3 separate regions of the Homo sapiens genome follow, and regions 1 and 2 are each linked to region 3. The links are chromatin contacts, found by Hi-C or POLR2A ChIA-PET in ENCODE. All regions are on one chromosome and are shown on one strand. Each heading gives the region's core, a stretch centred on a gene start or an enhancer-like site at or near the end of the contact. The rest is flanking DNA. Distances are from core to core; before and after follow the strand shown. Region 1 overlaps TRIM14 (tripartite motif containing 14). Region 2 holds the start of NANS (N-acetylneuraminate synthase). Region 3 holds the start of TMOD1 (tropomodulin 1).

What was found. Hi-C counts contacts between places; a loop is a spot of excess contacts on that map. ChIA-PET counts read pairs that join two places held with the same protein, here RNA polymerase II (POLR2A). Pooled maps may share reads with other maps.
Region 1: a loop to region 3 is called in a map with no recorded cell type, with 4 times the contacts of the local background. The contact joins the enhancer-like site here to the promoter of TMOD1 in region 3. A Hi-C loop is called at or near these places in 2 of 37 single-sample maps with no recorded cell type and 2 of 50 pooled maps.
Region 2: a pooled map shows a loop between it and region 3 (11-fold over the local background). The contact joins the promoter of NANS here to the promoter of TMOD1 in region 3. A Hi-C loop is called at or near these places in 4 of 50 pooled maps. POLR2A ChIA-PET finds 5 or more read pairs at or near these places in 2 of 52 experiments (GM12878 and activated T-cell).

The regions. Positions count from the first base shown.
Region 1 is chr9:98,102,660-98,105,730 of GRCh38, forward strand. The region is part of intron 2 of TRIM14 (tripartite motif containing 14); the gene reads right to left. Among named protein-coding and RNA genes, the nearest start is that of TRIM14, 15 kb to the right of the region's middle. Within about 2 kb of position 1,277, at least 9 of the 41 ENCODE cell types and tissues checked have a DNase peak (open chromatin) inside an H3K27ac peak, as active enhancers do.
Region 2 is chr9:98,055,040-98,058,095 of GRCh38, forward strand. NANS (N-acetylneuraminate synthase) reads left to right here and starts at 1,693. Exons shown (of 6, transcript NM_018946.4): 1 at 1,693-1,901. The coding sequence starts at 1,770. It also overlaps a transcript of TRIM14 not described here. RefSeq lists enhancers at 1,202-1,251, 2,292-2,411 and silencers at 1,442-1,791, 1,872-2,041.
Region 3 is chr9:97,500,159-97,502,966 of GRCh38, forward strand. It overlaps TMOD1 (tropomodulin 1), which reads left to right and starts at 1,508. Exons shown (of 10, transcript NM_003275.4): 1 at 1,508-1,645. RefSeq lists a silencer at 1,325-2,044.

The DNA.
Region 1 (3,071 bases), core at 27-2,526, 600 kb after region 3:
ACGTTACCAAGGGCTGGGAGAGGGGAAATGGGGAGTAATTGCTTGATGGTTTCAGAGTTTCTGTTTGGGATAATGAAAAAGTTTTGGAAGTAGACACAGGTGATGGCTATACAACATTGTGAATATAATTCATACCACTGAATTGAATACTTTAAAATGGTTAAAATGGCAAATTTTATGTTATGTATATTTTATCACCATAAAAAAAAAGAAGAAGAAAATATAACAACAAAAACAATGCAGTAGGCTGGGCGCGGTGGCTCACGCCTGCAATCCCAGCACTTTGGGAGGCTGAGGCGGGCAGATCATGAGGTCAGGAGTTCAAGACCAGCCTGGCCAAGATGGTGAAACCCTGTCTCTACTAAAAATACAAAAAAATTAGCCGGGCGTGTGGCGGGCGCCTGTAATCCCAGCTACTCAGGAGGCTGGGGCAAAGAATTGCTTGAACCCAGGAGGCGGAGGTTGCAGTGAGCCGAGATCATGCCACTGCACTCCAGCCTGGGCAACAGAACGAGACTCCATCTCCAAAAACAAACAACAACAACAAAAAACAATGCAGTAGACCTATATGTCCTGGCAGGGAAAGTTCTCCAGAAAAAAAAAAAACAGGTGAAAAAGAACAAGCTGCAGAATAATATAAGCAAGATAATCCAAATTTATGTAAAACATAATAAAACAAAACCTGTATATGGACATATGTATACATCTATATATTTGCAAGTGCAATTAAAATGTTTGTTAGTAGTGGTCATATTTGGCAAGAGGCATGGGATTGGGGGTAAGGGAAAAGAGAGGCTCTCACTTTGTACCTTATGTAGTTCCATACTATACCATTGTTTAAATTTTAAAAAATGACAATTTGTTCATGTATTATTTATACAATTAAAAAAACACTAAAGCTGGGCACGGTGGCTCACGCCTGTAATTCCAGCACTTTGGGAGGCTGAGGCGAATGGATCACGAGGTCAGGAGATGGAGACCATCCTGGCCAACATGGTGAAACCCTGTCTCTACTAAAGATATAAAAAATTAGCCAGGTGTGGTGGTGGGCACCTGTAGTCCTGGCTACTCGGGAGGCTAAGGCAGGAGAATCGCCTGAACCCGGGAGGCAGAGGTTGCAGTGAGCCGAGATTGTGCTACTGCACTCCAGCCTGGCAACAGAGCGAGACTCCGTCTCAAAAAAAAAAAAAAAAAAAATTAAACATAGGCCAGCTCCCTTCCTCAGCCCAAACATCTGCACAGTCCACATAGCAGAATGAACCCAGCACCCAGCCAGTCACGAGGGGTGGGCAGGCTCCCGTGATACCGTGTTCTCAGGGGGACAGCATGTGGTTTGGCAGCAAACAGGAGATGAGTTCTCTAAATCTGTGTTTCCTATCCAATGCTCCAGGCAGAGGATAGGTTCAGAGGCTAGCTCATACCACAGGCCTATGGATAGGTTCAGAGGCTAGCTCATACACAGGCCTATGGATTATAGCTTTAAGCTAGCCTGGGAATTAGTCCACATTTTTATGGTTGCAATGGGTCAATGAGCCTGGACACAAATATATATTTACTGAATGATCAAATGAAGAAAATAAAATGTATTTCAAACTCTTGATTTATGAACACATGTTGAAGCAACGTAAGTACACAGAGGACCTTTGCAGAGAAACCAAGAGAGCAAATATCTCCTCCCAACCAAGTTATGCTCCAAGCAGTTTTTATAGATCCACTTTGTAAAGTAGAAAATACAAAAGAAGCTTCACGACGCTATACCTTGTTCTAACTCTCAGCACAGTGGCAACCAGTATGGAAAACAGCCACCAGAAAACTTCTTGTATAAGCAGATGAGGCTGATTATGCAATATGGTCAGAAAGGGGTAGAGAGAGAGAGGGAAGGGGAGAGAGAGAGAGAGAAAGAGAGCAAGAGAATATCATGGTCATGAAATAAGGAAGTACGCCATCTGGTTTGGGTCCCACTGGTTCAAAGTGAAGATCCCAGCTGAACTGGGCTGGGCTTTGAAGAGAGCTGGTGGCTGGGTGAGGGCCTAACAGAGTCTAGCTGAGCAGGGTCTAAGGACTGTGGAAGAGAAAGAAGCTGAACAGCCATGAAGCCCCGGTCAGGGAAGGCTGGGGGATTTTGCACTCAGAGTGTGGGCTGCTGTGTGAATCCACCTCTGGGTCCTGTGGAGAGTGAGGAGATGAAAGGAGGGCGCTGTTTTGCTGAAAACTCAGTATGACTTCCAACAACCCTCCCACGGATGCCTCTCATGGGATGCACCACCAGGGAAAGAAGGCATGCTGTCCAACCTTGCCCAGACCACGTTAGCATGGGGACTCTTTAGACTCTGCTATGGTGGCAATGGCAGGCAGGAAGAGGCAGGGAGTGGCCATGCCCAGCAGGGGCAATGGACACCAGTGGCCTTGTCAGCAGCATGGCCTGGCAGGGTCCCCATCTTTTTGTTCCCAGTCTGGCAAAGGCTGGTTCATGTCCCCCCATTGGTGCCTTGATCCCAAGCCTTGGCTCAGTCCCTACAGCTCCTGCGGGTCACAGAGAAAGGCATGGAGCCAGCAACTGAGGCTCCTTATTCCACCCGCAGGGGTTCTGGGTCTGGTGCCAGGCTGGGCCCTTGTGTCTCAGGCCCATTTCCTGCCCATCCCCGGCTCTGCTCTGTAGGACAGAGGGGCTGAGCCCCGCCGACTGCATTTTCAGGATCACTTGACGTCAGGAGTTCGAGACCAGCCTGGCCAACATAGTGAAACCCGATCCCTACTAAAAATACAAAAATTAGCCAGGCACGGTAGTGGGCACCTGCAGTCCCAGCAATTCGGGAGGCTGAGGCAGGAGAATTGCTTGAGCCCAGGAGGCGGAGGTTGCAGTGAGCTGAGATCACGCCACTGTGCTCTAGCCTTGGCAACAGATCGAGACTCTGTCTCAAAAAACAAACAAACAAACAAAAAAACAAACAAACAAAGTAAATTCACTGATGCCAAAACCAAAGAGGAAACACAGTGTGAGTGACCTGGCAGGAGCTGAAGCTAAGTGACCTGGAAGGAGTGGAGCCAGAGGTGCATGCATGCAGACGAAA
Region 2 (3,056 bases), core at 443-2,942, 560 kb after region 3:
ATGGAGTTTCGCTCTTGTTGCCCAGGCTGGAGTGCAATGGCACAATCTCAGCTCACTGCAACCTCCGCCTCCCAGGTTTAAGCGATTCTCCTACCTCAGCCTCCCAAGTAGTTGGGATTACAGGCATGCACCACCATACCTGGCTCATTTTGTATTTTTAGTAGAGACAGGGTTTCACCATGTTGGCAAGGCTGGTCTCGAACTCCTGACCTCAGGTGATCCACCCGCCTCAGCCTCCCAAAGTGCTAGGATTACAGGTGTGAGCCACTATGCCCCACCTTGGAGATCAGAGTTTTTAAGGATAATGTGGTGGGTTAAGAGAGGCCAGTATGCCAGGAGTGCTGATTGGTTGTGTTGGAGATAAAATCATAGAAAGTCAAGGCTGTCTTCTTGTGCCAAGTCAGTTCCTGGTTGGGGGACACAAGATCAGATGAACCAGTTTATCAATCTGGTGGTGCCAGCTGATCCATCAAGTGCAGGGTCTGCAAAATATCTCAAGCACTGGTCTTAGGTTTTACAATAGTGATGTTATCCCCAGGAGCAATTTGGGGAGGGTCAGAATCTTGTAGCCTCCAGGTGCATGACTCCTACGTGTCTAATCTTGTGGCTAATTTGTTAGTCCTACAAAGGCAGTCTAGTTCCCAGGAAAGAAGGAGGTTTATTTTGGGAAATAACTTATCTTATTTTTTAAATTAATTAATTAATTTATTTATTTTTGAGACAGAGTCTTGCAGTGTCACCAGGCTGGAGTGCAGTGGTGTGATCTGGGCTCACTGCAACCTCCACCTCCCGGGTTCAAGCGATTCTCCTGCCTCAGCCTCTCGAGTAGCTGGGATTACAGGCACGCACCACCACGCCCGGCTAATTTTTTTGTATTTTTAGTAGAGACGGGGTTTCTCCATATTGGTCAGGCTGGTCTCGAACTCCTGACCTCAGGTGATCTGCCTGCCTTGGCCTCCCAAAGTGCTGGGATTACAGGTGTGAGCCACCGCGCCCGCCCAGGTGATTGTATTTTAAGAGCCTGGGGCTGGGAGGTCCGGGTACTAGTCCCATCTCTGCTTTGGCTTTCTGGATGGCTTTGGACAAGCCAGTGCAACTTCTCGAACCTGTTGCCTCTCATATAATAGGAACCTCCGCCACTTCTTGAAAACTTACTACAAGCCAAGTATTGTGATCAGGGGTTTCTATACGTCATCTCACAGTTCTATTTTATTTTTTTGCTTCAGAGAGAAACAAAAATAACGCTCCGGAAGACTGAGTAACGTATATATGAGCAGGAGCTGGTGACTGGCATAGGCTGGACTCGATCCAGCTCTGTGATTCTAACTCTAGCAACCCTGTTTTTTCCATTACACCATAGGGCGCGCTCTCCCCATGCTCCTGAGAGCAGGACATAGACTATGCCCTGCGCAGGCAGCCGTCCGCCTCCTGCAGGGAATGCTTGCTCCTGGGTGCACGCACGGATACCGCGATGGTCCGAGACCACGCTCTGGGACAGCAAGCCTCAAGCCTCGCACAGGAGAGGGCCGCGGAGCTTCCTCGACCCGCCCCGCCGCCCTTCCCGCGGGAGGCCCCGCCCCCGCCCCCCGCCCCGATTGGCTGTCGGGAGAGAGGCGGGGCCTAGGGGATTGGCTGCCCGGCGACCGCGGGCTGACGTGGCGGGGCTGGCGTGTGGGTCTCGCAGCGTTGCTCACAGAACAGAGTAGAGGCGGCGGCGGCGGCGGCCGGACCCAGACTGGTAGTGAGGCTTTGGACCCCGAGCCGCTGCAATGCCGCTGGAGCTGGAGCTGTGTCCCGGGCGCTGGGTGGGCGGGCAACACCCGTGCTTCATCATTGCCGAGATCGGCCAGAACCACCAGGGCGACCTGGACGTAGCCAAGCGCATGATCCGCATGGCCAAGGTGAGGCGGCAGCTCCCGGGACCCGGGATTCGGGCGCCGGGAGGGGCGGGGCGGGGCCGCGGGGAGCCAGGGCCACACGGCCTCCGCGGCTGGGTACCCTGGTCCGGCCTCTTCCCGCCCGCCAGTTCCGTTTTCGGAATCCTTCGGATCCCTCTTCCTCACCGTGTCCGCCACCCTCGTGACCTTTCTGCATTACAGCAGCTGCCTCCTAACCCGACCTGTTTCCTCCCCGTTCTGGTGCCAGAATAATCTTTCTAAAAGTCAGACTTGATCAGACCATCCCCCCTGCCTGGCACCTTCTGTGGCTCCCTCCTGCCCGCGGGTAGAGTCGAAACCCTTTAACATAGCCTTCAAGATTTTAATGACTGGGCCCCTTCCAGCCCGTCATAATTCTTCTCTGACATTCTTCAGCGACACAGAGTTACTTTCAGGAATGACAGTTCCTGGAAGTTGCTGTGGTCTCTCTCACCCGCCATTCCCTGTATATGAAATATGAAGTGGTTAAAAGCCGGGCCTTTGAGTTCAAATCTCAGTTCCACCACTACTAGCTGTGTGAACATGGGCTGCTTACTTAGCCTCCGTGAACCCTTTTCCCCATTTGAAAACGGGGCTTGAAAACAACAGTTCTTTCCACATGGAGTTGTTATGGGGATCAAATGAGATTCTCAGATAGAGCTCTGAGCCCAGCACTTGGCACACATGAGTCGGTAAATGCGTGCTCCCTCTTCTGTTGGGACTGCCATATTCTTCATTACGACCCCAGCCCCCAGCATAAGGCCTGGCCTGCACTATGATTCTTTGGTTTAGAGATAGCTCACCCCATCTTTCCTTTCCCTTCATCAATGCTACTCAACTGATTTTGTATCATTTGTGATAGGTTTTTTAAATGTTTATTTATTTATTTATCTATGTTAGAGACAGGGTCTTGCTCTGTCACCCAGGCTGGAGGTTTTCTCTTACTGTTTTTTTTTTTTTTTCCTGGTTTTTTTTTTTTTTTTTTTTGAGACAGGGTCTCTGTATCACCCAGGCTGGAGTGCAGTGGCATGATCCCGGCTCACTGCAACCTCTGCCTCCCAGGCTTAAGTGATTCTCCCACCTCAGCCTCCCGAGTAGCTGGGACCCACAGGCGTGAACCACCATGCTGGGCTAATTTTT
Region 3 (2,808 bases), core at 258-2,757:
TGAAGATGGGAAACTGCACTGTACAATGGTACTATAACTTTGGAAGAGTTCAGGCTTATCTCTGCCGAAGTTGAGGTTAGGCTTTCTCTATCACCCAGCACTTCCAACAGCAGGCTGTGCGCGTGGACAGGAGGATTCTGGCAAGGAATGTTCGCAGCAGCACTATTTGTAATAGCTAAAACCTGGAAACAACCTAAATGCCCATTAATAGTCAAATGGATTTTTTTTTAAACTGTGGCATATTCATACAGTGAAAAACTACAGCTGCATAAAACCACAGATTAACAACAGATTTGAACAAATGAAGACATACTACAGAGGGAAGAAAAAAAACAAGGACATGATCACCGTAAGGGTCAAGAAAGTGATCATCTTTAGAAGGGAGTTGGGACCCAGGAGGGACAGGTTGGCTTCTGGGCTGTAGGCAATGTTCTCTGAGTGACTGGTTGCACAGGTGTTCACGTTGTAAAAAGTCATGAAGCTGCACATTTATTTTGTTTACACATACAACATAACTTATGTTGTATGTTCTTATATGTTCGATTCACAACAAAAATGTTTTAAAATAATCTGAAATATTAGATCACTGCTTATTTTTAAATGTATGGCATATACCCCTTGAAAAGAGCGTTCTCATTGTGAGGACTTTAGAGAAATTCATTTTCTTGAGAAACAAAATTTGGTTAATGAGTGTTTCTCATTAATAATCTATACATCAGGATTAAGAGCTGATTTTATTAAGGTCTACCCTACCAAAAGCTTTCCCATAATAATCCAAAATAAGACGTTTTCCTATTTCTATATAAATTCCTTTGCATGAGACATTTGTTTATTAAAACACTTAAAATTGTATTTGGAATAAACCACCTAAAGTGGTTTGTTCTGAAAAAAAAAAAAAAAAAAAAAAGCCTTTTAAGAACTTGGGTCTTTTTGTTGTGGTCATTTAAAATCAGTATTTTAGACACTCCACTCGCTCTCAGTGTAGAGAGAATGTATTCGATTGCGTGTTGGAACTACGTGTAGACAAAACGATCGCGGTTAAAGCTTGCGGCTCAGAGCCCACCTGGCCGCGCTGCTGGGAAACGGACGGAGCGGCGCTTCAATCAGAGGTGAAGGTGCAGCAGCTGCTTAGCTGGCTTTGGTCCATCACTTCTGGGGACTTCAGATTCTCAAAATCTTAAATTCTAAACCCCACAGGAATGCAAATCTGCCCACCTTTTCCCACATAACTCTACCGTCGCTCAAACTCTTCCTGGTACCAGCGGGGAAGCGGAGGAGACCCAGGCAGGGGCCCGCGCTCGCTCGGCTGCAGCCCGACTCCCCTGCGCTCCCGGCCCAGGGCCGCGTCCCGACGGGGAAGTGCGCTGCGCCCGGGCGCCCCCGAGTGGAGGGGGGGGGAAGGAGGGAGCCGGCGGCGGGCGGGGCGGGGCGCGGTGACAGCCGAGCCGGGCCCGCCCCTGGCTCCCACCCCCGAGCCCACAGCTCCCGCCCGCCCGCGGCCGCCCGGGAGCTCGTCCAGCCCCGCGCTGCGCTCGCCCGCCCGCTGCCCGCCGGAGCACCGCGGCCTCCGCCCGCGTCCATCTGCCCGCCGCCCGCGCCTGTTCCGCAGCCCGCGTCCGCGCCGGCCCCACAGCTCTGCGTCCGGGTAAGCCCCCACCCCGCCTGGGGTCCCCCTCGCGCTCGCGGGGCTCCCTGCCCCCGCTCCGGGGCCTCAGCCATATCTGGGCAAAATATTCAGCTGTCGCCGCCGCCGCCAAGAGGGACTGAGCGTGGCTCCCTCTATAAATAGCTGCCGCCTCGGGTTGCCTCTGGGGCTAGGGAGCCCGGGTCTCGGGGTTCCGAGCCCAGCGCTCCCGTCCCCGCCTCCCCGCGCGCGCAGCCCTGGCCAGGGCGCCCTCCGCTCTGGACCTCCGCACCGCGTCTGTGAACGCGAGAAGGACCCGGGGTTCTGGAGGAGACGGCGCCCCGGGCTGGGGTCCTGGCGGAGGGGCGCCCCCGCCACCCGCAGGACTCCAGCGCGGCGGGGCTCTGAGCCCGCGGGGTGCTCAGCTGGGTACAGGTGCCAGCCGGAGCTGGGCTCGGGGGCGCGGCCTCTTCTCCGCCTGCAAGAGTCTGGGGGTGGGAGTGGGGGAGTAAAGGCTCGACTGGACGTGGATCCCAGGTTCGCGCTGAGAGTGTTTGGGGCAGGTGAAGTTTCCCAAACTGGGAGAGACAAGGTTTAAAGCACCACGACACGCGCTACGCGGCCAAGTGGAGCTGGAAAGAGCTTGGAGGCGGGAGCCCCAGGTTGTCGCCGGCTCTCGGCATGGCCTTGGCAATCCCCCTCTTGTTTCTGGATCTCAGTCTCCCATTTGTAGGGGCGAGGTTTGGTAGCCGCGATGGAGCTGGGAGCCCAAGCCCTGAGAGCTGCAGGGCGCGCTCTTGGCCGCCTGCGCTCCCCACACCTGTTCACCCTCTCCGGGCCTGGGACGCTGGGGTCCCAGCCGCGCACATGCGGAGACGCTGCAGAAATCGGAGACTGACTGCCCCAGACTCGATCGTATCCTGGGACTCACTAAGGCCGTCGGATATCCTAAGCCGTACAACCCTAGGAAGTGCACTTTTGGGGTGCCTATGGGCATCTCTCTGCTCCGTAGCCGGCAAAGCAGCCTGTGAGCCACGCAGCTTCAGATGCGATGAGCTGGGCAGGGGCAGTGGTTCCAGTACAGCCGCTCCCTGGCCACAGTTTCCCGGTCTATATCGGGCCTATGATGCGTCCTCCAACCTGCGCAGCGCCGCCCCCTCCTACACCCTTCACCCACCGCTACT